Regions from separate parts of the Homo sapiens genome. Here region 1 is linked to region 2. A link is a loop called in an ENCODE intact Hi-C map of the cell type or tissue named here. Cell type or tissue: breast epithelium. All regions are shown on one strand. Each heading gives the region's core, and the rest is flanking DNA. Links, peaks and the distances in the headings are about the cores only.

The links. A loop is a pair of places that touch in the nucleus more often than their neighbours do. Peaks named below come from ENCODE experiments on the same cell type or tissue, not always from the same donor. Only the 100,000 strongest peaks of a DNase experiment are listed, where the experiment ranks them.
Region 1: it touches region 2 in a loop (16-fold over the local background); 2 of 110 quality-filtered maps call a loop at or near these places.

Annotation. Positions count from the first base shown.
Region 1 is chr4:2,899,927-2,912,243 of GRCh38, forward strand. ADD1 (adducin 1) reads left to right here. Exons shown (of 16, transcript NM_001354761.2): 10 at 4,838-5,182; 11 at 7,817-7,918; 12 at 8,589-8,678; 13 at 9,413-9,505. Among named protein-coding and RNA genes, the nearest start is that of SLC75A1, 29 kb to the right of the region's middle. In breast epithelium, for the core only: no CTCF peak of the experiment used is centred there; no DNase peak of the experiment used is centred there; H3K27ac peaks cover 443 bases.
Region 2 is chr4:2,949,456-2,961,772 of GRCh38, forward strand. NOP14 (NOP14 nucleolar protein) reads right to left here. Exons shown (of 18, transcript NM_001291978.2): 2 at 8,151-8,285; 3 at 7,215-7,356; 4 at 4,969-5,108; 5 at 4,056-4,190; 6 at 2,820-2,942; 7 at 1,659-1,790; 8 at 479-758. It overlaps NOP14-AS1 (NOP14 antisense RNA 1), which reads left to right. Exons shown (of 4, transcript NR_015453.2): 4 at 698-1,623. Among named protein-coding and RNA genes, the nearest start is that of NOP14, 7.8 kb to the right of the region's middle. In breast epithelium, for the core only: no CTCF peak of the experiment used is centred there; no DNase peak of the experiment used is centred there.

The DNA of each region.
Region 1 (12,317 bases), core at 2,442-10,441, 50 kb before region 2:
AAGGCGGGCTTATGGGGCCTGCAGCACACAGGGAAAGTGAGCCCACACTGTGATAGGAGGGCAGACACACAGGATGTGTTCTGTGTTACAGGGTTGCCGTGAAGAATTTCATTCTTTTGCAAGGACTGGAGAGAAAATTTTATGTGGAAGGTAGCCCTTGGAAATGACCTCAAAGAATAGGTAGGATCTTAGCCTGCGTTTGAAAGCCTGGAAAAAAACAGGATGACAGGATGAAGAGGCCACAGCACAGCTGCAGACAATGGGAGTGGGGAGATGGGAACATGCAACGTACGGTGCACCTTTCAGGTTCATCTTGACTTTACCAGGATCATTAAATACTCAGTTCTTAGAGCTGTATTAGAACACTGCCCTTGGGGTCTCAGTCCCGCAGCCACATCATCAGACACAGGGCTCTGGAACAGATCCCTTCCATGCTGCACATCAGACCTCTTAGATGGGGGTCACGATGGTCCGTCCTAACGCCACATGACCTCAAGTGGTGTAGATGTGAGGACATGTCAGTGTGGGGAAAGAAGGCCTCAGAGGGGCCAGTATCCTTGTATGCTGCCAGCCAGTACTGGACAAGTGGGCACGTTCCAGCCTAAGACAGGCGTGGCCCTTGGACCAGATCACAGATGAGATGGGTGGCTTCAGGAAGCAGGGTGGCTTCAGGAGGCAGGAAGTTTAACTTTCCTGAAGGTTTGGAATAAAAAGTATTCATAGGTCTGATTCAGGCTATGTTAAATGTTCTTACTGAAATTCTTTGCACTTGGGATGAATATTGTCCGCTAGAAAGGAGGAACTGAGGGTTTTCTGCCTGGGCGCGATAGTCAGTCAGTGGAGTAGACTCAATCAGTGACACAGGGACGAACAGAGAAGGCAGAGTCTAGCGTAACTTTTTGAGTTCATATAATCAGTGAGGTTGATTGCATTAATTGACTGTCTACTGTTGAGTCATGAACAGGACACAGTTCTTGCCCTCAGGAGTTTATGACCTAATAAGAGAGATGGACAAACGATTCCCAAATGAGCCCTGCCCCTGTGATCTGTGCAGTCATAGGCATGATGAGAGCTTGCAGGCAGAGGTGGGTGCCGATTGGTCAAGGAGGTAGGAAGAGGAGCAAAAGCTCATGAAGAAGGCTGAAGAAGCAGTTAGAGTTGGGTGGCCAGCCAGGGTAGTGAAGCTGCAGGGACTCATAGATGGAGAAAGCTTGAGAGTGGGGCAGCCATGGCCCAGGTGTGCGTCAGGAGCCAGGTCATCCAGCATGGCTGTGCAAGGTAAGGAGGGCTGAGGTTGGCCCAGTCACACAGCCCCTGCCTCCTGGTAAATACGGCGACATTTTGCTGCTCTTCTACTTACAGTCAGTGTGAGGGAGGAGAGAGGGGGGTCAGAATGCACAGCAGCCACCAAAGACTGTGCTGAAAGCACATCCTAGAAGGCGGAGAGGGGGAAGTCAAAATCAGGTAGAAACTCTGATTTGGTAGGGAAGGAAGATAAGGATGAATGATTAATAAGTAAAACATTCATTACAAAAAGCATGATGAATGTTTACTCAGTGTCCTTAATGTGTACAGATTGTTTTAATATTAGAAGGCCATATAGTTTATAAGAAATAAACTAGACAGCAATCACTAATCATAGTCCATGTTTTAATTTAGCATCGGGGTTGGCATATATGTTGTTTGCTAATAACTGAGTAGAGAATAGTTGCCAATTTCCACACTATAATATATGTTGCAGCCGAGCACAGTGGCTCACTCCTGTGATCCCAGCACTTCAGGAGGCTGAGGTGGGAGACCAGGAGCTTAAGACCAGCCTGGGCAACATAGCGAGATTCCTCTCCACAAAAAATAAAAAAATTTCAAAAAGAGAGATAATATTTCATTTGAACTTCTACAGTTAGAAAAAAAATGCTAAATTGTCCCCCCCCCAAAAAAAATCAAGATATAATTTCAGTTTCTCAAAGAAGGAACAAATCCATATATATTTTCTCTTTCTTTTTTTTTTTGGAGAGACAGGATGTCATCATGTTGCCTAGGCTGGTGTTGAACTCCTGGGCTGAAGCAGTCCTCCCACCTCAGCCTCCCAAAGTGCTAGGATTATGGGTGTAAACTACCACGCCTGACCCAAATCCATGTTTTTAACTACAAGCCAGATAGTAGTTCTGAGGTCTGAGTATTACTTCTGGTTTTGGTTTAACAGCATTTAAAGGGGAAGAATAAAGAAAAATCCATATGGTTTCAGGATAAAATGATGTTGATGAGTCCTGGGTGGTTTATTCTGAAGTTGTGGAGATTACTGAGTTCTGGCTCTTTAAGCAAAAGGAAACTTGAATTAATAAGAACTGTGTTTTTCTGCAGATAGTCTTTATGGCAGAGTCATTCTCTTTTATTATTCCTCAACAAAGCATGCTCAGAAATGGGAAAACTGCCAGTACACACATTTACCTTATCTTTCTGAGGACAATTATGAAAATAAAACCCAAAACAACTCCATTCATGATTGTTATTACCTTTTTAAAAAAATGTAGGCCGGTCACGATGGCTGATGCCTGTCATCCCAGCACTTTGGGAGGCCAAGGCAGGTGGATCACCTGAAGTCAGGAGTTCAAGACCAGCCTGGCCAACATGGTGAAACCCCTTCTCTACAAAAATTAGCCAGGTGTGGTGGAGGGTGCCTGTAATCCCAGCTACTCGGGAGGCTGAGGTAGAAGAAGCACTTGAACCCGGGAGGCAGAGGTTGCAGTGAGCCAAGGTCGAGCCACAGCACTTCAGCCTGGGTGACAGAGCAAGACTCCATCTCAAAAAAATAAAAGGAGGCCGGGCGTGGTGGCTCATATCTATAATCCCAGCACTTTGGGAGGCTGAGGCAGGTGGGTCATGAGGTCAGGAGATTGAGACCGTCCTGGCTAATACAGTGAAACTCCGTCTCTACTAAAAATGCAAAAAATTAGCCGGGTGTGGTGGCACGTGCCTGTGGTCCCAGCTATTCAGGAGGCTGAGGCAGGAGAATAGTGTGAACCTGGGAGGCGGAGGTTGCAGTGAGCCAAGATGGCGCCACTGCACTCCAGCCTGGGCAATGGAGTGAGACTCTGTCTCAAAAAAAAAAAATTAAATTAAAAAAATAAAAAAAATATTGAAAGAGTGATTAGTAATGAAGATGGCCCCCAAAAAAGAGCAGTACCCAGAGGGGAGAGAGAATTCTGAATTGAGAGGACTGTTTCTAGAGTACCACAGCCAGCAGGGCACAGGCCACTGAAGTGTCTTGTATGTCTGACCCTGTGCAGTCCCTCCAAGTCCTGATTCTCTTGTGATGTATTGTGAAGGTGCTGTGAGTGACTTGGTTCAGGTGCGAATCTGTTAGGTTGTTGAGCAGACAGCTCTTCAGCATCCCCCGTATTACCTCTCTGTGCTGGGCAACAAATCACTACAGGCCTGGTGGCTTCGAACAGCAGCCATTTATTTCCTAGCTTCTGTGGGGCAGGAGTCCAGGCACAGCGAACTCAACCTAGGGTCTCATAAAGGCTGCATTCAGGGTGTTGGCTAGGGCTGGGTTCTCATCAGGAGACTTGACTCAGAGGATCCACATCCAGGCTCTTCTAGACTGGGGACAGAATTCCTTTTCTTAGGGCTGAAGCATTCTTGGCAGCTTTACTTCTTCAGAGCCAGCAGTAGAGACAGAGACTCTTATAAGATAGGTGCTAAACTCTTCTGTGATACAGCCCATCATCACCTTTTGTGAATTCCGCTACTTAGAAGCAAGTCAGAGATCTCACCTGTGCTCAAGGTGGGAGGGGATTACAGGAGCTGGGGGCCTGGGGCCACTGTGAAGTCTGTCTGTCACACTTACCAAGTGTGGCCAGGAGAGATGCAGAGGACACCGTCCATGCCCTTAGAGATGCTGTCTGTGGGAGGACTCTGCAGATGAGTTGGTCCAGTAGAGGCATGAAGTAAGTGGGGCTGTCTTTTACCACAGAGCACATGGTCATGAGGCAGAGCTGGAGGTGAATTTGAATGTTGTTGTATTCAGACGTAAAGTAATTTTGCTGAGAACCAGTTGTCATGAGGTATACTTACTTACCTTACTTACCTAAAGATTATCACAGTATTTAAACTGTAACTTAAGAGGTAAAAGTCTATTAAGTATGTTGATGAATATAACCTGCACAGTGGCTGGCAGCAAGTAAACCCTGTTTGGGTGTTCAACTTTAATTTTTTGTTGAAATATGTAAGCAGGAGAGTGCACCTACCGCAAGTGTTCAGTTTGTTCATTTTTAAAAACTGAACCCCCTGTATAACCAGCAGTCAATAAGAGCAACGGTAGCAGCACCTCAGAACACCCCCAGCACCTCCTTCAGTTCACTTGTCCCATCCCAGGGGTGACAACTGTCCTGTCTCCCAGGACAACCAAAACAAAGGTTGTTTTGCATCTTCTGCACTTTTAATGAATGGTATTACATGGTGTATGTTCTTTGCAGGTTGGTCTCTTTCACTCAGCGTTGCCTTCAGGAGAGTCATCCACGTGGTTGGTTTAGAGCACATTGTGTCACTATAAGCCTTCTTATGAAGACACTAGACTATCCATCTCCTATATGGATGGACTTTTGGGTTGTTTCCAATTGTGGTTTACGAGGAGTAGGGTTGCTGTCCACATTTTAGTACCTGGTTTTTGGTGAACACATTTGCTTCTGTGGGGTGTAAAATTAGGAGTGGAATTACTGAGTCATAGGGTATGCATGTGTTCAACTTTTGTGGATGTTTCCACATGATTTTCCAAAGTGAAACCCTGTTTTGAGATCTGGAATATTGACTGTCTTTCACTCTCCTTGGACCCTAGGGCTACAGAACTGGCTACCCTTATCGATACCCTGCTCTGAGAGAGAAGTCTAAAAAATACAGCGATGTGGAGGTTCCTGCTAGTGTCACAGGTTACTCCTTTGCTAGTGACGGTGATTCGGGCACTTGCTCCCCACTCAGACACAGTTTTCAGAAGCAGCAGCGGGAGAAGACAAGATGGCTGAACTCTGGCCGGGGCGACGAAGCTTCCGAGGAAGGGCAGAATGGAAGCAGTCCCAAGTCGAAGACTAAGGTGTGGACGAACATTACACACGATCACGTGAAACCCTTGCTGCAGTCTCTCTCGTCCGGTGTCTGCGTGCCAAGCTGTATTACCAACTGCTTGGTCTGTGCCTACCTTACTGTTCATAGTTAGATGACGTAGAGCAAGTTGGGTAGCTGGGGCTTCGGAGGCTTTGGGAATCCAGCCTTTCTGACCCAGGTGTAAAGCGAACCTTCCTTATTCACTTTCTTGTAGTCTGAACCTAAGTCCACTGAATGCATTACTAAAATTCGGATAATACTATCTGCTTGAAACTGCTTAAGATGTAATGTAACTCCGCAGTAGTTCCAGTATATCTCCGTATATAGCAAAAATATACAATAATTTACATGTATTAACCTACAAATAGGAGCTCTTCTTATTTAATTCAAATTATATTCAGGGACTCTTAATACTTCATGCACAAAAAGACACTTCAGTCCTAAACCTGTATTTTAGTGTTGTGAACTCCAGTGGTTTCAAGTCACTAAAGTTTCTTAAGTCTTCAGTGTTTTCTTAAGCAGTTTTCCCTTGTGGCTCCCTGGCGTGTTCTCTGCTGACTCTTGTCCCCTGCCCTTAGTGTTATTCCCCTGCTTTCTATCCCAAAGCCTCCGAATGCACACCCCCAGCTGCCCTCTGCATGGACTGTTGCATGTGAGTAGACGGCCATAGTGGCGAGTCACCTTCTGACTCCTGTTGGGTGCGGCATGACCCAAGTGCAGCGCAGGCCATCTGCAGGCACCAGCGACAGACGCTGCAAGGGGTGCTTCGTTTCAGCGTTAATGCCGCTCAAGTTATCGTTTGTCCTGAGAGGTGCTCCCATGTCGTGGTGCTGAGACCTCCTCTGAAGATGGGTCTTTATTCCTCCTGTAACCTACCTCTAACAGTCCACCCAGCTCTGCTTTAAACTGTATGTAGAAGAGGCCCATTTCCAGAAGCCCCTGGAATGGAGGAGACAGGGGCTGAAGCAGACTCATCTGTGCATGACTAGTTCATTAGGAGTTCAGTTGAAATTAGATTAGATGCTCCTAAAACCATGGGCAACCAAATACATAAAGTGGGGCTTTCTTTTCCCCTTGTAACAGTGTTTTACTTTATAGATTTATTTAAAGAAAAAAAGTTTTATCTTCCCCAGGTGGTCCTGGTGTTTTCCTGACGCAGTTGGTGAGAAGCCTCCGTGCTCCTGAGCGGCCGCGTCACCTGGGCAGGGACCCTGTGTGGCCATGGGGCTCTGAGCATGGGAGTGCGTCTCTCCTCTTCTTTCCTGCCCTCCTTGTCTTCTTTCCCCCCTTCTTCCTGTCTCCCCTTTTCTTTCATTTGTTTATTTTTTACTTGTTTCACTTGTTAAAGGAAGTGGGCGTTATAAAACAAAAAAAAAAAACCCCAAAACACCTTTCTGCGGCTGATGTGAAGCACAGTGCTGAATTGCCATGAGGAAGTTTTCCAAAGCGTTTAGGCAGCAGCGCGAGCTTTATTTACCATTAGCTTGCAAAACAACTAAGTCACTTTAGGCCTAGTAGTCAATGTGTACATCCAAGGGGAGGCCTTGCTCCGCATTTATATTTGTTTCTTACTGTTCTGGAGTGACAGAGTCCATGCAGTGCTCCCAGGTTGGTATCTTTTCATTTATAATGATTGCTGTTACTTTTTCAAATGTGTTCAAGTTTCTGAGGTTGCTGTTTGAAATGCTTTGACTAAAAATTATTTTTAATAAAACGCTGGAGTTGTTTTTATCTGAGAAGATAACCATCAGTGAGTACCCAGAGCTCCATGCCCATTCCACACTCTCCTCGCAGTGGCTCAGCATTTGCTGGTTTTGTTGCTTTTTTTAAAGTCGTATGGTTTATGGCTATCTTATTGCCTCTCGAAAGTATTCTGAAAGGCATAACATTTGCTCTCGAAGATGGGCTTGTTTTAATGTTCAGTGCCTACTCATGCCTTAGAATTTGATTAAAAATCTCAGATTTGATTGGAGATCCAAAAAAAAATTATGGGTGGAAGGCTCAGCATGCTGACGAGATGCACTGATACTAAAACAGCCTTTAAATATTAAGGACTCATGAAGCGCTTCAAGTTTGTTTGGGATATTTTTGTAGCACTCAAAAATATTAAGTTATATAAAATATTCGACATCACCAAACTCTTCTTCCAGGTAGCTACCGTGTAAGTGTCCATACAGTAATGTTCTTGGGTTGAAAGTTACGCAGACAGTGCATTCTGATGCTGTCATTTACTTTAATGCAAAACTTTGGTGATGCCCACTCTTGCCTCACGGTGCAGGCTCCTCCCTAACCCTGGGTAGCAGCATCACATTGCTTTTCATGACCCTGTCATCTCATGCTTCCAGTTGGCTTTGGTGTTGGATGATTTTCAGAGCAGTGAACCAATGGTCTCTGAGGGGCCTCCCCTGCTGGTCCCAGGGTTATGGGGCTCAGCTCTGTCGTCAGCCTACCTTATGACCCAGATTCAGCTGGGCTTTCCAGATGGTGGTTTTCCATCAGTCATGACTTTGACTTCCAGCATTAACTGGTCTTTATGTGGCTGCATCCTGCTCCCATGGCGACTCTGCTGAGTGACCCAGATTAGATGTGGTCATTGGTTCAGTCCTCTCTGTGATGTTCAGTGCATGACCAGATGTGAGATAAACTGAATAGATTGGATGCTATGTCACTTATTGTTGTCATAATTCTGACTTTTCAACTGTTCTTGATATTACAGTGGACTAAAGAGGATGGACATAGAACTTCCACCTCTGCTGTCCCTAACCTGTTTGTTCCATTGAACACTAACCCAAAAGAGGTCCAGGAGATGAGGAACAAGGTGCGTCCTGCGTCGGCACTCAGCGGGGGCTTGGGTGTGGGATTGGAAGGGATGCCAGCTGCTTTGGGGGGAGCGGGTGCTTGCTTCTAGCAGAGGGCATCTGCTGTTGTTGCCACTGTTGCAGTGAAGCCATCTCTTCACACCGCTGCTGTTCTACCACCAGTGTGAAGTATGAGCAGCAGACATTTTTTGGGCCCTATTGATTCTTGAACTGATGTTTGCTCACGATGTTTGCTCACCGGTCAGAATTGGAAGCTGCAAAACCTGTTCTTAGCAAGAGCAGACTGCTGTCCCTTTCAGGGTTCGTTCAAAGACTTGTGAGTGGCATTTGGTGTATCAGAGCAGGAGCCCTGCCAGTGCTCACATCACTAGACGATGGACATGCAGCGAGTGTTTCCCCCAAGTTAATGACAGTGAGAGATAGGTGTCCTGCCCAAGCATCTGGAAGATGTGGGGAGCTGGGAATAGTCTCCATCCCTGCAGACCCACGCCCCACTAAGCAGGCATGGCGGTCACTCAGAACACATGGGGCCATCCTGCCTGCGTGGGGCAGTGGGAGAGCTGAAATGTAGCTTCCATGTGGCTGGGGCCCAAGTGCACAAGCAGCAGGGCTCCCAGGCAGCATGGCTGCTCAGGACTGTTGATGTGTGCCTCTCCTTCCCACCCTCAGATCCGAGAGCAGAATTTACAGGACATTAAGACGGCTGGCCCTCAGTCCCAGGTTTTGTGTGGTGTAGTGATGGACAGGAGCCTCGTCCAGGTGAGAGCCCAGAGTGTCTCTGACTTTAGTGGGTGGTGGCTGTGTGACCGCCTGCTCCAAAGTTATTCTGAAATTGAGAGAGTGACTTTATGAGGTAAGTATTCTAGGCAACCAGTTACCTTTGTTAAAACCTTCATGATGAGAAACGGTTCAGGCACTTTTCGTTGAGTTCTAGAAGGAGCGAGCATGCTGAGGGCTGTGTCCACCCCTCTGGTCATGCCCCTTGTAATGCATGCATATGTGAGGGTGGCACATACACCACCAGCTTTGGGGCTCAGATTCGGCCCGGGTTCAGCAGCGTTCTGTGTAAGGCGCTAGGAGAGGGTGGGTTTAGGGACTCTTGTTCTGGTACATATTGCTGTCTGCAACAAAGTGCTGCTTGGGTTGCAGAGGGGTGGGTGCCTGTAAGTGTGGTGCACATTTACACACATTTCTACAAAATGACTCTACCTTGTGGCACATTGAAGATAATTGTGTAAGTAGTTATCTCTGAAAACTAATATGCCACCTAATGCTTTAACACCTGACTCTGCAGGGGTAGACGATTGTTGGATTTGTCCAGCCGTGGTCCTGGTTTCGTGTTCAGTGTCTGCACGTCCTGCCATCATCACTGCCACACTTACTGTTGACAGCTGTCCCTGCTGCATGCTCTTAGCCAGCTCCATCCTGTGCTCTCAGCTGATATTTCACAGGCTGGGCCTGGTGTGCTCTGGTGACTCAGTTTACTGTTTCAGGATGCACCTCTCTCTGACTGTACGGAAACTATCGAAGGGCTCGAGCTTACAGAGCAGACCTTTAGTCCCGCTAAATCTCTCTCTTTTAGAAAGGTACTCACTGCCCTGTCCTCACTACCTGTCTATGCGCCTTGCTCCCCTCCCCTCCCCCCTCCCCGTCTCCTCTCTTCAGGCATTGTCTTAGTTACTGAAGTAGCTTCAAATGGATCTTTAACCTGTTTGTGAGATTGTACAGAAGGTTCTGTTCTACCTACTTGATTCTTTAATTAAAACATTTGCTATGAGGTGTGATAACAATTTCCAGCATTCGAAGTTGTTACTGAGAAATGGCCAGTCTGAGCAACGTGGTGCATTTCTGCAGTTCCGCACGGGACTTTGGTCAGTGCGTGTTTTGGGTTTCAGAATTTGCCTTTTCCATGACTCTGACTGCAGACAGCCTCTTCTGGGCAGTCTGTTGCTGTTGGCAGCGGCCACTCCCGAGTGCCCTTCCACCCTCGCTGGTTCAACTTTGACTGTAAATGTCATGAATGTAGCCACTAGAGGTCATATCATTGAAAGATGTCATTTCAGAGGAATGGGAATTCAGACAGTCTTTGTCAGCCCTTGATAAAATGTATTTATTTGTACCTCAAAAAAAAAAAAAAAAACCCTAAATAACATTTTTAAATGCCACAGAGGAGAAAGACTTAGGAGAGTCTGAAACCCCTCACTGTGATTCCCTCTGTGTGCGGGCATCTAGTATGTGGAGTAGGTGGAAGATCTGTCTGAACCCACCCACGTAGAAGGAAATCCTCCCTAAGAATCTAGGCTGCTAGTGTGCAGGAGTTGGTGCCACGCAGAAAGGGGCTGACCGCATGGTTGAAGAGTCTTAGCTGAGAGGTATGTTTATATTCTTGTCAAAGGAAATTTCCAGAACTGTCTCTTTCACTTGTCACACCTTCATTGAGATGCATGTGTCACTTTAGTGGTGTTCCAGTTCCCACATAGAAGCAGGTTTATAGCAAAGATTCTGTATTCCTGTCTGTAATCCCTGCTAATAACATTATTTTGCATATTTACTTATTAATTCCACAGGTCCTGTTTTTCCCTGTGCTTAGAGCATCCTTCCAGCTGCCATTCTTGGAAGAGCTTCTCAGAGCAGGGGAGAAAGATGACTCTGCCTGTTGCTTGTTTTTCATCTTTTGGCACTTTGTTGCGGTCTTGTCAGTTATTCTTTCTCTCAGGTGTGTGAGGGCTGTGCAGGCCATGAGCCCAGCTGGCCTCCTGTGTAGAGCCCACGTGAGGGCAGCACTGAGGACCTTGTTAGGGCTCTCCAGAAAGCAGCCTGGGTCGCCGTGTTCAACCACCAGTTACAGCTTTGTGTGCTCTGTCCCAGTGATATTCAGATGTGGGTGTGTGTCACTGTCACCTGGGGGCTTCCTGAACGATAGAGGTAGGGTCCGTACCTTCTGAACACCATGCTCACTGCGAGTGCTGCATCCAGGTGTCATTAGCAGAGAATACCACTGTACGCTGACCCCAGAGGAAGAGAGCTTGACCACCTGGACAGAAATCCTTGTTCCACCTTTGTGTTTTCTCTACCTCCTTATATCTGAAGTTTACTTTTGCACCCTTGATCTTTATCCCACTCTGGCTAAAATATCCCTCTTTTTGGTGAGAATGTGCTTTGGCTCCATGGGAGTCCTTTACTGGGCAATTGTTCCACTTCCTTTCATGTGAACCTCAAAGCACAGACAGTCTTGCTCCTTTTGGAACATGGAGCTGCATGTTGAGAAGTTGAGTTTTTCCTTGACCAAGCAAGGACGACTGTGTCCCACACACTCCCCTCCCCAGTGAGGCGAGTGCGTGGATGCCTGCTTCCCATCTGAGAACCTGAAGAATGGGTATTTGGGACTTAGGGAGCTGGGGCTTTTCTGGAAAGGACTTTCCTTTGCCTTCCATTTCTCCCTCACTGGTGATGGCCATTCCCACAGTGCAAGTGTTGCCTTCTGATAGAAGAAGGAACAGTAATCACAGTTCAAACAGGAGTTCGCAGCCCAGCCGAAGGCTGTGTTGACTTTGTTTTGGGCAGCATAACATGTAACCTGAAATACATATATATATATATATATTTTTTTTTTTTTTTTGAGACAGGGTCTCACTCTGTTGTCCAGGCTGGAGTGTGGTCGGGCTGTCTTGGCCCACTGCAACCTCCGCCTCCCGGGCTCAAGCAGTCCTCCCTCCTCCCATCTCAGCCTCCTGAGTAGCTGGGACTACAGGTGCACATCACCACACCTGGCTAAATTTTTGTATTTTTTTGTAGAGACTGGGTTCCGCCACGTTGCCCAGGCTGGTCTCAAACTCCTGAGCTCAAGCAGTCCACCTGACTCAGCCTCCCAAAATGCTGGGATTATAGGGTGTGAGCCACCGCGCCTGGCATAACCTGAAATAATTTTGGCTGCCCTCTGGATTCAATTGCAAGTGAAATGAAGGATTAGAGATGAAGATGTGAGTCTACACTGCAAGCTATTCAGCCCAGGGAAGGACTCTTGTGTTCCCATGTGCACCTCACCAGGGGCTGTGTTCTCCAACACCCTTCATGCTGTGTGGTAGAAATGCAGAGGGGCAGTAAGCTCACCCCTTGGACTCTCTCAGTGACCTGTGTTGAGCACCTAACCTGTGCATGGTCCAGCACTGGGAATGCCAGTCCAGATCCAAGTTGGCCCTGCTCGTAGATGAAAATCTGATGGTCAGAGAGGTCAGCCGCTAGTGCAGGTTGCACAGCCTCGGGTGGAGCTCTTGTTCCACCCAGGTTGCCTCAGTCAAGTATGGAAAGTTACTGGGCCTGTGTTTTGCTTTAGAGGCTTGTCAAGTGACAGGGAGGTGAGGGGAGTGGCAGGAGGGGAAGCTAGGCACATCTTGGTTT
Region 2 (12,317 bases), core at 2,909-10,908:
TGGCCTCCCAAAGTGTTGGGATTATAGGCATCAGCCACGCACCTGGCCTGGACAATTTTTCTCCACATACTAGACAAAACAACACTGTATATTCCATCTAAAATGTTACGTGGCCAAACAGGAGGCCCAGGTGGGAACATGGAAGCCTTCTCGCAGATGCTCACCCACCTCCCCAGCCCTGCCCCTCTGGTCCACCACAAGAGGCTGACCATATACTAAAAGGGAGGTGAAGGTACCACTAGAGAGAGGCGCATCTGGCCCATCGGGGGCCGGCCTACAGAACCACAGTCACAAACTAAGATGACCACTCACTCTAAGACCTGGATCAGCAGACACAGGGGTGTGTCCAGGCACTCCCAAGGGCATCCTTGGTCCCCATTCCACAAATGCAACCCCTGGGAGGGAGACGAACACACACAGCTATGGCCAGGTCATAAAGGTTATCCCAGAACCTGAGGAAACCCGCGCACTTGCCCACCTGCGAACGTGTAGGGCAGCTCGTCTCTGGTAGCTTTTCCAGCTCTTTCCTTGCCGCTTATCAACCCTTTCCCAGGAGTCTGCCTCTGCTCTTTTGCTGGCTTCTCGTTTTCTTCCTCACTCTCCACGTTGGATTCCAGGTCCAAGTGGCTATCTGGGCTGTCGCTCTCCTCTGTGTCCTCCCCGCCTGAACTGTCACCTTCTTCCTCGTTGCTCTCAGGGTCACTGGCTTCCTTGCTTTGCTCTTCCTGGACATCTTCCTCGACATTCATCTTTCCATCCTACCAAGAGCGTGGAAACCACAGGGCATGAGGACAGGCGGAGACAACGCTGGACCATCTCACAGCCACATCAAGAGGCTGCCCACATCAGGGCTTTCTACGTGGTTGCAAGGAACACAAACCTGTGTGCTCCATTTGCCCACTGGCACTAGGCCTCCTGCCCACCACCCGCTTCTAGGCTATTCGAGCCGCAGGAGCTACAGGCTGCTAGAGAACCCTGCGGCAGGATGCTGGGCGCGGTTCAGCTTTTGCCAGGGAGCAGCATGGGACTGGGATTTGGAAGGTGTACAGTGGCTGCGGGCTTTAGCAGGAGGAGTGTCTACAGCACCTTCTGCTCCTCCAGGTAACCTAGTGTTTTTATCAGTATCCATTTTCCTGTGTGGATCTCTTCTGCTTGAAACCTGTCCTGCCTATTTTTCTTCCCTGGACCCTGACTGATACACTCTTAAAACGAGAAAAGGGTACCGATTTATAAAGTTCGTGAATTAAAAACTACACCAGTCATGGAAACTCAATGACATCACTCAAAGAAAATTCACAACTCTAGCCTTGAGTTAGCTCCCTCAATAGTATGATGAGGTCATGCAGATAGAATCATACAGTTATTAACAAAAGTAGTTGATGTTAACCGAGTAATCAGTTTTATCTGTGTTCCTTTGAGACAGAGAGAGAGAGTGAGAAAGAGAGCGTGAGCAAGTGAGTGCACATACTATTGTTAAAGTCTTCTCTCTAAAGTTTTAATATCTGATATACCATAAACACCCAGATAAAGAACTTTAGAGAAACTGGTTAAAAAGATTTAAAATTCCCAACTGTAATAAATCCCTAAAATGAATACCAAAAAAATGTTTTTAAATTAAAAAAAGAGAGAGAAAGAGAAAATGAAGGCAAACATCTTACTTTGTAGGAAAGCAAACGCCTGTCATCTTTATCTAGCACGAAGCCATCATTCAGATCATCTGCTGACATATGTTTTGGTTTCTTAACATTTTCATCCTCATCCTTTCCAAGCATTCTTCGAAGTCTCTCAGCCTGAGCAGGAAGGAATGAGATGTCTTAGAGCACACTCTTCCAACATATGGTGAGGGGGCCGTGCAGTCCTGCCCTGGGCAGCGGGCTGGGCCTACGGTCCTCCCAGCTCTGAGGCTGGTGCATCCAGCCTGCTTTCTGCCTGCAGTTTTCAATCAGGCATGCAAACACTAGCTAAGCAGCACATTCCTCATTTAACAAAATCAACTGTTCAAACTTTGTGGCCAATACTCTCCAGTCACCAGGCAAGCCTATTATTCTGAGGCCTTCACAGCCCAATTCTGCTGGCCAGCCCCGACTGGGACTCATCACCCCCTGCACCGAGAGAATAGGAGCCAGGACGCCAAGAGCAAGCAGCTCCACGGCCTCCACTATTTGACCACACACTGGACACGGGAAGAAGCTAGTGATGTGGTTATGTCAAAACAGCCAGCTGAGCCAGCTGTGATGGCAGCCCACACCTGTAACCCCAGCACTGTGGGAGGCCGTGGTGGGAGGATCAGCTGAGACCAGGAGTTTGAGAACAGCCTAGGCAACATAGGGAGATGCTCATCTATACAAACAATTTTTGAAAATTAGCTGGGGCCAGGCGCGGTGGCTCACACCTGTAATCCCAGCACTTTGGGAGGCCGAGGTGACTGGATCACCTGAGGTCAGGAGTTCAAGACCGCCTGGCCAACATGGCGAAATCCTATCTCTACTAAAAATACAAAAATTAGCCGGGCGTGGTGGCAGGCGCCTGTAATCCTAGCTACTCAGGAGGCTGAGGCAGGAGAATCACTTGAACCCAGGAGGTGGAGTTTGCAGTGAGCCAAGATTGTGCCACTGTACTCTAGCTGGGTGACAGAGCGAAACTCTGTCTCAAAGAAAAAAAAAAAAAAAGGTATTCATGAATAAATATAAACTTTAAATAGACTAAAATATTCCACTGATCAAACAGAGTATTCTCTTCAGCCCATCCTGCAAAATGGAGCAGAAGGGGCTGTGGACGGACAGCAGCACAGCCCTGCTCCTGAGGTGCTGCCACCCTACCTCCAGCTTCCTGAGGTGCTCCTGCTCTTCCTTTGCCAATTCTGCCTCCGTCTTCATCCTGTTAGAGGGCTGCGCCTTCATTTCAAAGCCAAGCTCGCGAACCATCATGTCATATGCATCGGGCTAAGGTAGAAAGAAGAAATTCTTCATTTTAAAAATATATTTATTTCTTATTTTACAAAAAGAAAAGATCTAGCTTCCTGGCACATTCTAGTAATGGCTAGATAATGTTATTGAAGTAGCTAAGCCACATCTACGTCTTTTCTTCTAGAGAGAAAACTGTTCTGATAAGCCCTGAGGATTGCGAAATCAGTGGACATTCGGTCACAAAGAATTTGTTTACCCCTAGAAAAATTCTCAGAATACATCTGCTTTAACGAAAACAGGCCAGGTGCAGTGGCTCACGCCTGTAATCCCAGCACTTTGGGAGGCCAAGGTGGGCAGATCACGTGAGGTCAGGAGTTTGAGATCAGCCTGGCCCAACATGGTGAAACCCTGTCTTTACTAAAAATACAAAAATTAGTCAAGCATGGTGGCACGCGCCTGTAATCCCAGCTACCCGGGAGGCTGAGGCAAGAGAATCACTTGAACCCAGGAGGTGGAGGTTGCAGTGAGGTGGAGGTTGCACTACACTCCAGCCTGGGTGACAGAGCGAGACTCCGTCTCAAACAACAACAAAAACGCTACTTATCCAGGCATTACGCCCTAAACGTGGGAAACTAAGTAAAGTAACGGTAACATCAAGGCTGACTGACAAAGATGCACAGATGACCACATGACACTAATCTGCTGGGATCTAGACTTCTCTGAGAACGCAGTTTCTTAAACAAATGCAGCATTTTCCAATAGTTTCGACTAAAGAGAATGCAGTAGGAAACAACTGTTTACAGAGGCAAAAATAAGTAAATGTATATTAAATGTATGTATTATGTATCAACAGACAAACATGTCACAGGGAAGTTCAGACACCTATTCTAACGTGTCCACCCTGAAGTACTTCTTCCATCCAGAAACACCACTTTTTTCAGTTTAATTCACCTGCAATAGAGACTCAAGTAACTGAATCTACTTCCACCCCAAGATTACACACAGCAGGTAATTCAGTATCAATGTTCAACAGAAACTTGCCCTAAAGGAGACAGGTAGAAGAGCCGTCCAGCCCCAGCCCTTTCTCTGGAGAAAGTCGGTCACCCAAGCTCAGTGAGTGAAGAGTTTGTTTCAGTACTTGGCTCCCACCTTGGGTTTTTCCTTTTTGTCTCTGTTCTCTGACTTGGGAGTTTTGTGGGACAGGAGAGTCTGAATTTCTTTCCAGTCTTGGTCTAGCTTCTCCGTGAGCTCGAGGGCATCTTCTCGTTGAGCTTGTCTCTCCCTCTGGGGAAAAAATAACAGACACACACCACATACCGTTACTACTGGACTTCAACCCAGAGGCCCAATGTCAGTGCCAAGGACACACACAGTGATCACTCAGTTGGCACCAAACGTTTCAACACAGAAAAGAGGCCAGGAGAAATGAGTATTTTAAATGCAAAGCTACCAAATCTCATCAGACGGAAATCTTTTCCTGCCATAAACCATTAATTTAGATGCTCTGAGCAGTTCACTGCAAATGAATAAAAAAGTGATTTTTTGGGCACATGTCAGATACTAAAACCAGCAACAACAAAAAACCCATCCGCGCCAGGTGCAGTGGCCCACCCTGTGCTTTAGAACTAGGCCAAGGTGGGAGAACTGCTTGAGCCTGGTCGACACAGCACGATCCCCATCTCTACAAAAAGTAATTAGCTGAGCATGGTGGCGCCCACTAGCTACTTGGGGAGCTGAGGTGGGAGGATCACTGGATCCTTGAGCCCAGGAGTTTGAGGCCACAGTGAGCTTTGATCGTGCCACTGTACTCCAGCCCGGGAAACAGAGACTACGTCTCAAAATAAAACAAAACATAAACCAAAAAAAGGCAAAAGAACCAAAACCTGTCCGAGGTATATGCTTTATGTGATTTTTAAAATTCCTACTCACAATAAATGCTTTTACTGAACTCATATAAAATATTAAACACAGCCTAAAAAGGTACAGGAAAAAAAAGCTCAAACACATTTTGGTGAGCCTGTCTTACCGTGGAGAAGATGATCAAGAACACTCACTAACCCACCTTCTCTTGTTTTGACTTGGCAATGAGCTCTTCAATCAGCTCTTTCCGGGACTTCGGTTTCTCCCGCTCCTCGCCTTCCTGTTGAGTCTTCTTGTGAAGGAGCCCACCGCCTCCTCCAAAGTGGGCAGCAGTCAGCTCAGCTGGGGGCAAAAGGCAGAAAACCCCACAGTGAAGCCCAGCCCTGGCGTGGGAAGTGTTTCCTGTAGCACTCTGCCAGTGCTTCCCCCATAGTGGTCTGGAAAAGTCCACATTTGAGAAAAAAATGCTCACACGCAACAGCCTGGCCTGAGACCACAGGCACAATGGCACTTGAGAAATACCCAAGGTAAGCCACTCTGAGAAAACCCAGACCCATTACACTCCCAACTGGCCGTAACCCAAGTGGCTGGAAACACCCAGCACCTATTTTTGATTGTGCTGGTTCTAGCGAAGACTGGCAAACCCAGAGCAAGCTGACTCCAGGGTCTTGGTGGGAGCGTCGCCCAGGATCAGTGGTGCAATCTGTGTCCCTCCCACCTCCCTGGGCAGGGCCTGGAGACTCTAGTCACCTGTACCACGGCGCCCCCTCTAGTCACCTGCACGCCACGGCGCCCCCTCTAGTCACCTCCACGCCACGGCGCCCCCTCTAGTCACCTGCACGCCACGGCGCTCCCTCTAGTCACCTGCGCCACGGCGCCCCCTCTAGTCACCTGCGCCACAGCGCCCCCTCTAGTCACCTGCACCCCACGGCGCCCCCTCTAGTCACCTGCACGCCACGGCGCCCCCTCTAGTCACCTGGACCACGGCGCCCCCTCTAGTCACCTGCACGCCACAGCGCCCCCTCTAGTCACCTGCACCACGGCGCCCTCTAGTCACCTGCACCACAGCGCCCCCTCTAGTCACCTGCACGCCACGGCGCCCCCTCTAGTCACCTGCACGCCACGGCGCCCCCTCTAGTCACCTGGACCACGGCGCCCCCTCTAGTCACCTGCACGCCACGGCGCCCCCTCTAGTCACCTGCACCACGGCGCCCTCTAGTCACCTGCACCACAGCGCCCCCTCTAGTCACCTGCACGCCACGGCGCCCCCTCTAGTCACCTGCACCACAGCGCCCCCTCTAGTCACCTGCACGCCACGGCGCCCCCTCTAGTCACCTGCACGCCACGGCGCCCCCTCTAGTCACCTGCGCCACAGCGCCTCCTGGCAATGAGGGGAAGGCCACTCGCCCAACTCACACCAAGGCAGTTACCTCCAGTCTCGGGGAATTAGGATCTCCCCAGGGAATGCGTTTTATAGCTAAGGGTCCACGAGAAGTCTTGAACAATGAAAAGAGCAAAGACAAAGGCACAGAGGGGTTAAAATAACTGGCCATTCTCTTCACGCCCGTGAAGCCGAGCAGTGGCGGGGCCTCCTGGTGTGCCGCAGATGGCGGGTTCTGCACCACATGCTTGCTGCCCTAATTCCTAAGCCTTTTACCCCCTGGATTAGCCAAATATCAGAAGGCAGCCCCAGGCTTTAACGCCTTAACTTTCACACACTGACAAGACAAAGCTTTGAGAGTCAGTTTTAGATTTGTACACCTTTGTTCTGAAGATGCTGGAAATGGGACCTACTTTAACTTACAAGAAATGTCAAGTAATTGATGTCATGACTGCAACCTTATAAATAGGGTTCAAGACAGTCAGACCCGAACTGAATCTTAAACTCTGTTAACATTATTTAAGGCCAAAATTTATCTGTTTCATGTTGTTATCTACAGATATGAGGCTCAATATGATTTTCCTCAAACTGCTATAATTCCACAGTAGGTAAAAGCTAAAGGAACTACATCAATGCCACTGGTACAAATATTAGGCTGGAATTGATAAAGTAGGGGGAGCAAAGTAGTGCATTCAGTGAGGCACCTGGAGTCAGTGAGGTGGGTTCTCCCCACAGCTCTGACTCTGGCATCGGGCAAAACACCTTATTTCTCTGAGCTCATGGGTAGAACGAGCTATTTTGAGGTTCAAATAAAATAATGGATATCAACATGCTTTCTTGGCCCATAAAAGCATCTATCTACACACCATCTTAAAGTTCTGAAAACTTAAAAAAAAAACAAAAATACATAAAAACTGTCACTTGTGAAATTTGTAGAGAGGTTAATGATCAGTAAAACTTTCATGCAATAACTTTCTCTAGTCTCTAAGAAGAGCAGAAGGTCTAACAATGAACAGACTCTCCCTGACTCCACGCCCACAGGCCCGTGCACAGCACCCCAGCCTCACCAGACAACGTTCCTCGATCCTCAGCATCGCTGTCACTGTCCACAATGTCATTATGCTTCTCGATGTCTGCCAAAGACTGGCCATAATGAGTCAATTCTTCATCTTCATTTAGATTGTAGATGCTTTTTTTCTCATGATGTCGCTGACAGAAGAGAAAAAAAGTTTCCTAAAATTACCACTTCCATTTCACAGCAAAAAAAAAAAGATAAGGTAGATATATATATTTCCATTATATTTGAAATATGACAACGAATCCTAAGCAGCCTTAAAGAGTATTTTGGGTCAACTAAGCAATGATTCATGATTCAGACAGAAATGAAACTCATGGAGGGTAATTCTTTTTTTTCCTTCAGACAGAGTCTCGCTCTGTTGCCCAGGCTGGAGTGCGGTAGAGTGATCTGGGCTCACTGCAACCTCTGACTCCCTGGTTCAAGTGATTCTCCTGCCTCAGCCTCCTGAGTAGCTGGGATTATAGGCATGCGCCACCACGCCTGGCTAATTTTTGTATTTTTAGTAGAGACGGGGTTTCATCACGTTGGCCAGGATGGTCTCGATCTCCTGACCTCATGATCCACCCACCTCAGCCTCCCAAAGTGCTGGGATTACAGGCATGAGCCACCGCGCCCGGCCTCATGGAGGGGAATTCTTAAATAAGCCCAGGGGCCAGTTTCCACTCCAGCAATGCTGCTCAGCTGAGAACTCCTGTGCACACTGCTGCCGTGTAGTAGAGTTAAGGCATTTATCCATTCAGCTAACATTTGCAGAAGAGGTTGCTTCTCCTTTGGCCTAGCCAGATAAGGCACAGGATTCGAGGGCTATCCCCTGGACCTTCCGAGTGCCCAGGAACATGCAAAACATGCAGAGTCAGCCTTCTCCTTGGCCTTGACTTCCCTGTGAAATGTACAGCAAAAACCCTCCTCCAGTTTCTTTCCATACCTGCTGTTCCAGAGCAAACCTCTTCATCATCTTCTCCTCGGGGCTCATGTTGCTGTTGTATTCTCCGAAGCGTTTATCTCTGAATACATTGGATTTATCCCTTTCTTTGTACTCTTTTAGTAAAGTCTGTGTACGCTGGAAAACAGGTCAGAAACAATCTCACAAAAAATTCTTGTGATTTCCACTACAGGGGACATCAGAACAGTGCATACTTTAAAGTTCAGGGCTATGCACAGTGATGTCAAAGTTCACACCCAATCTGCTTTCATGCACGATAGGCTTTCTCTACTAATCACAGAATTTTGAGAAGAGCAAAACAACTTTCAAGGATAATGGGGCAATCACTTTCTTTTCTTCTTTAGAGTCTACCGGTGCCAAAAGGAAGGGTAAAAAAGAACACACTAGTCAAGCTCAAGGCATGAATGGCTCCCTCGGCTGTAACAGCTGCCTTAAGGTTTAAAACGTGCACATTTGGAAAAGTGGAAATGGGTTTAGACTCCTTCCGTCATGGAGGAGGGTACTATTTCCCATCAAAGGTACTCCTAAGAAATGTGTAGTTGTGAGTTCATACTAGACACAAGGCAATAAACAAGTTAGCGAGGTCACAGTTTAGGGGCTTCACCTTTATAACACCAAGAGGAGCAATATTTTAAATACGGTTAGCAAGTATCAAATAATTTGGTTATTTTCCCAGCAGCAACAAAAAAAGACCAAGTTTAACAGTATTCAAAGTTGGCTGTCCTGGAGGTTGAATTCCCTAAAGAAAGCTGTGAGAGGACAGAGATGGGTGAGGAACGAGTGGCCTCTGCAACCTGAGATGGCCACATTGCAAACTCTTTCTTGCTGCGGAACTTCTTCTATTTGCTAAGGAACTGCCATTACACTGGTGTTTACACAGCAATTCCGAAAGGAAATGGCATCAAGGCAAAATCTTGATGCCATGGAAGGCCCTTGGAATGATCCAATTCAGTGGTTTTACAAACCCACCACAAATCGGTGCCTCGGCAGACATTTGAAACCTCTCATCTAACCCGACTTAAGTGTTCCTTGCCTTCCTCAGGGATTCCTCTAATTTGTGAAGTCACTTTGAAAGAATGCGTGCGTGTGGCAGGAGGGAGCGTGTGGTGACTTGGTCACTGCCACTCTGGTTCCAAGTTCTGTTTCAGGAGGGGACAGGTCAGATTTTGCTCCAGACATAGGTCACTTCCCCAGGGTCGGAGATGAACTTAAAGGCTAAGAAACCCAGATTTAAGGTCAAAACCAGGAGCTGGAAGAGGAGGAAAAGAGAGTGGAAGGGGTTAAGAAGCAGCTGGGCAAGAGCAGAAGATGCTCCAGCAGGGACAGAAGCACGACCTGGCCCTCCTTTCCATTTAGAGCACATTCCATCTGGAGAGGTCAACCGAAATATTAATCATGTGGACAGGAGAAAAGGATGTGAAAAAACCATTTCTCTTATCTCACTTTGAAATGTGAAAGTGCTATTATTACACTTAAAATGCATGAAAAACCCCTCTGCTACCTGAAGAGTAGGAAACCATCCATTAGTTCAATAAATACTGCCAAGGCAATTTTCGTCATTTTCTTCAAGAATATTTCAAGAACCAATTTGTTTCAACTGACACACGCTGAGTTATTAATCCCTAGTAACTTCTAGTAACTTCCTACCGTGGCAGTGCTAAACAATGTTTGTTAAAAACACCTTTGGGGCCGGGCGCGGTGGCTCACGCCTGTAATTCCAGCACTCTGGGAGGCCAAGGCGGGCGGATCACGAGGTTAGAAGATCAAGACCATCCTGGGTAACATGGTGAAACCCCGTCTCTACTAAAAATACAAAAAAATTAGCCGGGTGTGGTGGCGGGCGCCTGTAGTCCCAGCTACTCAGGAGGCTGAGGCAGGAGAATGGCGTGAACCCGGGAAGTGGAGCTTGCAGTGAGCTGAGATTGTGCCACTGCACTCCAGCCTGGGCGACAGACAAAGACTCTGTCTCAAAAACAAAAAAAAACAAAAAACACAAACAAACCACCTTGGGTACAATTTCCTGAACCAGAGTCTAAAGACAGCGAGTGTCCCCAGATAGACCAGAGGGCTCCATCGCCATTGCTCTGTTCTCTCCGCTTCTGTTACGAGCCATTCCAGAGCGAGATCCTGCTGGATGCTGATAGTGAACCACACACAGTACTGAATCAGGTTAAGCTCTCTGAACCTTCACCATTCTTTATCCGCAGAGCAAAATTTTAAAACAACATCTCACTATTTAAATCACAAGGTCTAGCTGGCAATCAGATGGGAGCACATTACATGTGCTAGCCTGTACTGCTCGATGAACTCTGTACGGACAGAGGCTGCTTGCATGCTACACTGAGACCTTTTTTTTTTTTTTTAAAGATGGAATCTCGCTCTGTCGCCCAGGCTGGAGTGCAGTGGCACAATCTCAGCTCACTACAACCTCCACCTGCCGGGTTCAAGCAATTCTCCTGCCTCAGCCTCCCCAGTAGCTGGGATTACAGGCGCACGCTGCCACGCCCAGCTAATTTTTTTGTATTTTTAGTAGAGATGGGGTTTCACCGTGTTGCCCAGGCTGGTTTCGAACTCCTGAGCTCAGGCAATCTGCCTGCCTCGGCCTCCCAAAGTGCTAGGATCACAGGTGTGAGCCACCAAACCCAGCATACACCGAGAAGACTTCTGAGGTCTGTCCCTGCAGAGGGAGGGAGTGTCACTGGCTTCTAGCAGGAAGGGGGTAGATGGGGCAGGCATCAGCCATCTCTGCCTCTAAAAATATTAGTTCTCATTATCTGGAATATGATTCTATGGGTAAATCTTAGTGAAGAACAGCCCTTAGGCTATAAATACGTAATATGAGTTATTCTACATTATTGTGATTCTCTTTCTTTCTTAAACTATATAGATGTTGTGACATCATATGGAATTTACGGCATAAAATGGGGATAACAGTACTTCCCCCTCATAACGGTGAGGATTAAATGTAAACCGTGTGGCACAAGGCCTGACCAACTGTAAGGGACCAGTAACTATATTATTAATATAGTTACTATATATTATTATATTAATATTATATTAATATTATAATCACATTAATATTAATATATTAATATTATAATCACATTAATATTAATATATTAATATTATAATCACATTAATATTAATATATTAATATTATAATCACATTAATATTAATATATTAATATTATAATCACATTATCAATATATTAATATTATAATCACATTATCAATATATTAATATTATAATTACATTATTATTATATTATTATATCAATATTATATTAATATTATATCGATATTATTTTAATATTATATCAATATTATTATATTAATATTATATCAATATTATATTAATATTATATCGATATTATTTTAATATTATATCAATATTATTATATTAATATTATATCAATATTATATTAATACTACATCAATATTATATTAATACTATATTAATATTATAATAATATATTAATATTTTAATAATATATTAATATTATAATAATATATTAATATACTAATATAATAATATATTAATATGCTATTACAATAATATATTAATATGCTAATATTATAATAATATATTAATATATTAATATTGTTAGTATATTAATATATAGTAACTATATTAATAATATAGTTAGTATATTAATATATAGTAACTATATTAATATAGTTACTGATTTAAGAACTACATTAATATAACTTATTTTATAAATTATTTCAGAAATAAGGAAACTGAGGCACAGCTATAAAGCAATGTCCTGAGACTGGCACCTGGGGGCTGCCCTCTTCCTGCCAGACTGAGTGCCTCAGAGTGCTACAACTGACCAGAGGGGAGAAGCCAACTGAGGCAGCCTGTTTACTTCTAAGGGACTAACCCACATGAAAAGACCCAGGCCTCCTGCGCCGGCCTCACGGCCCCTACACGCGTTATCAAGCTTGGAGTCAACTGGACGACCTGCTGTCCCTCAGACAGCTGTGAGTGCCACACTTCACCATACCGGGACAATGTGCCTTTGCATGTGTGTCCTCTGCCCACCCTGGGCCCATGAACAGCTCACTCCCCTTGCAAAACTTGACTGTAACTCCCTCTAGAAGAATTTTTGGACTTTCCTAACTATTACACTTTTTCCTGACCGGGAT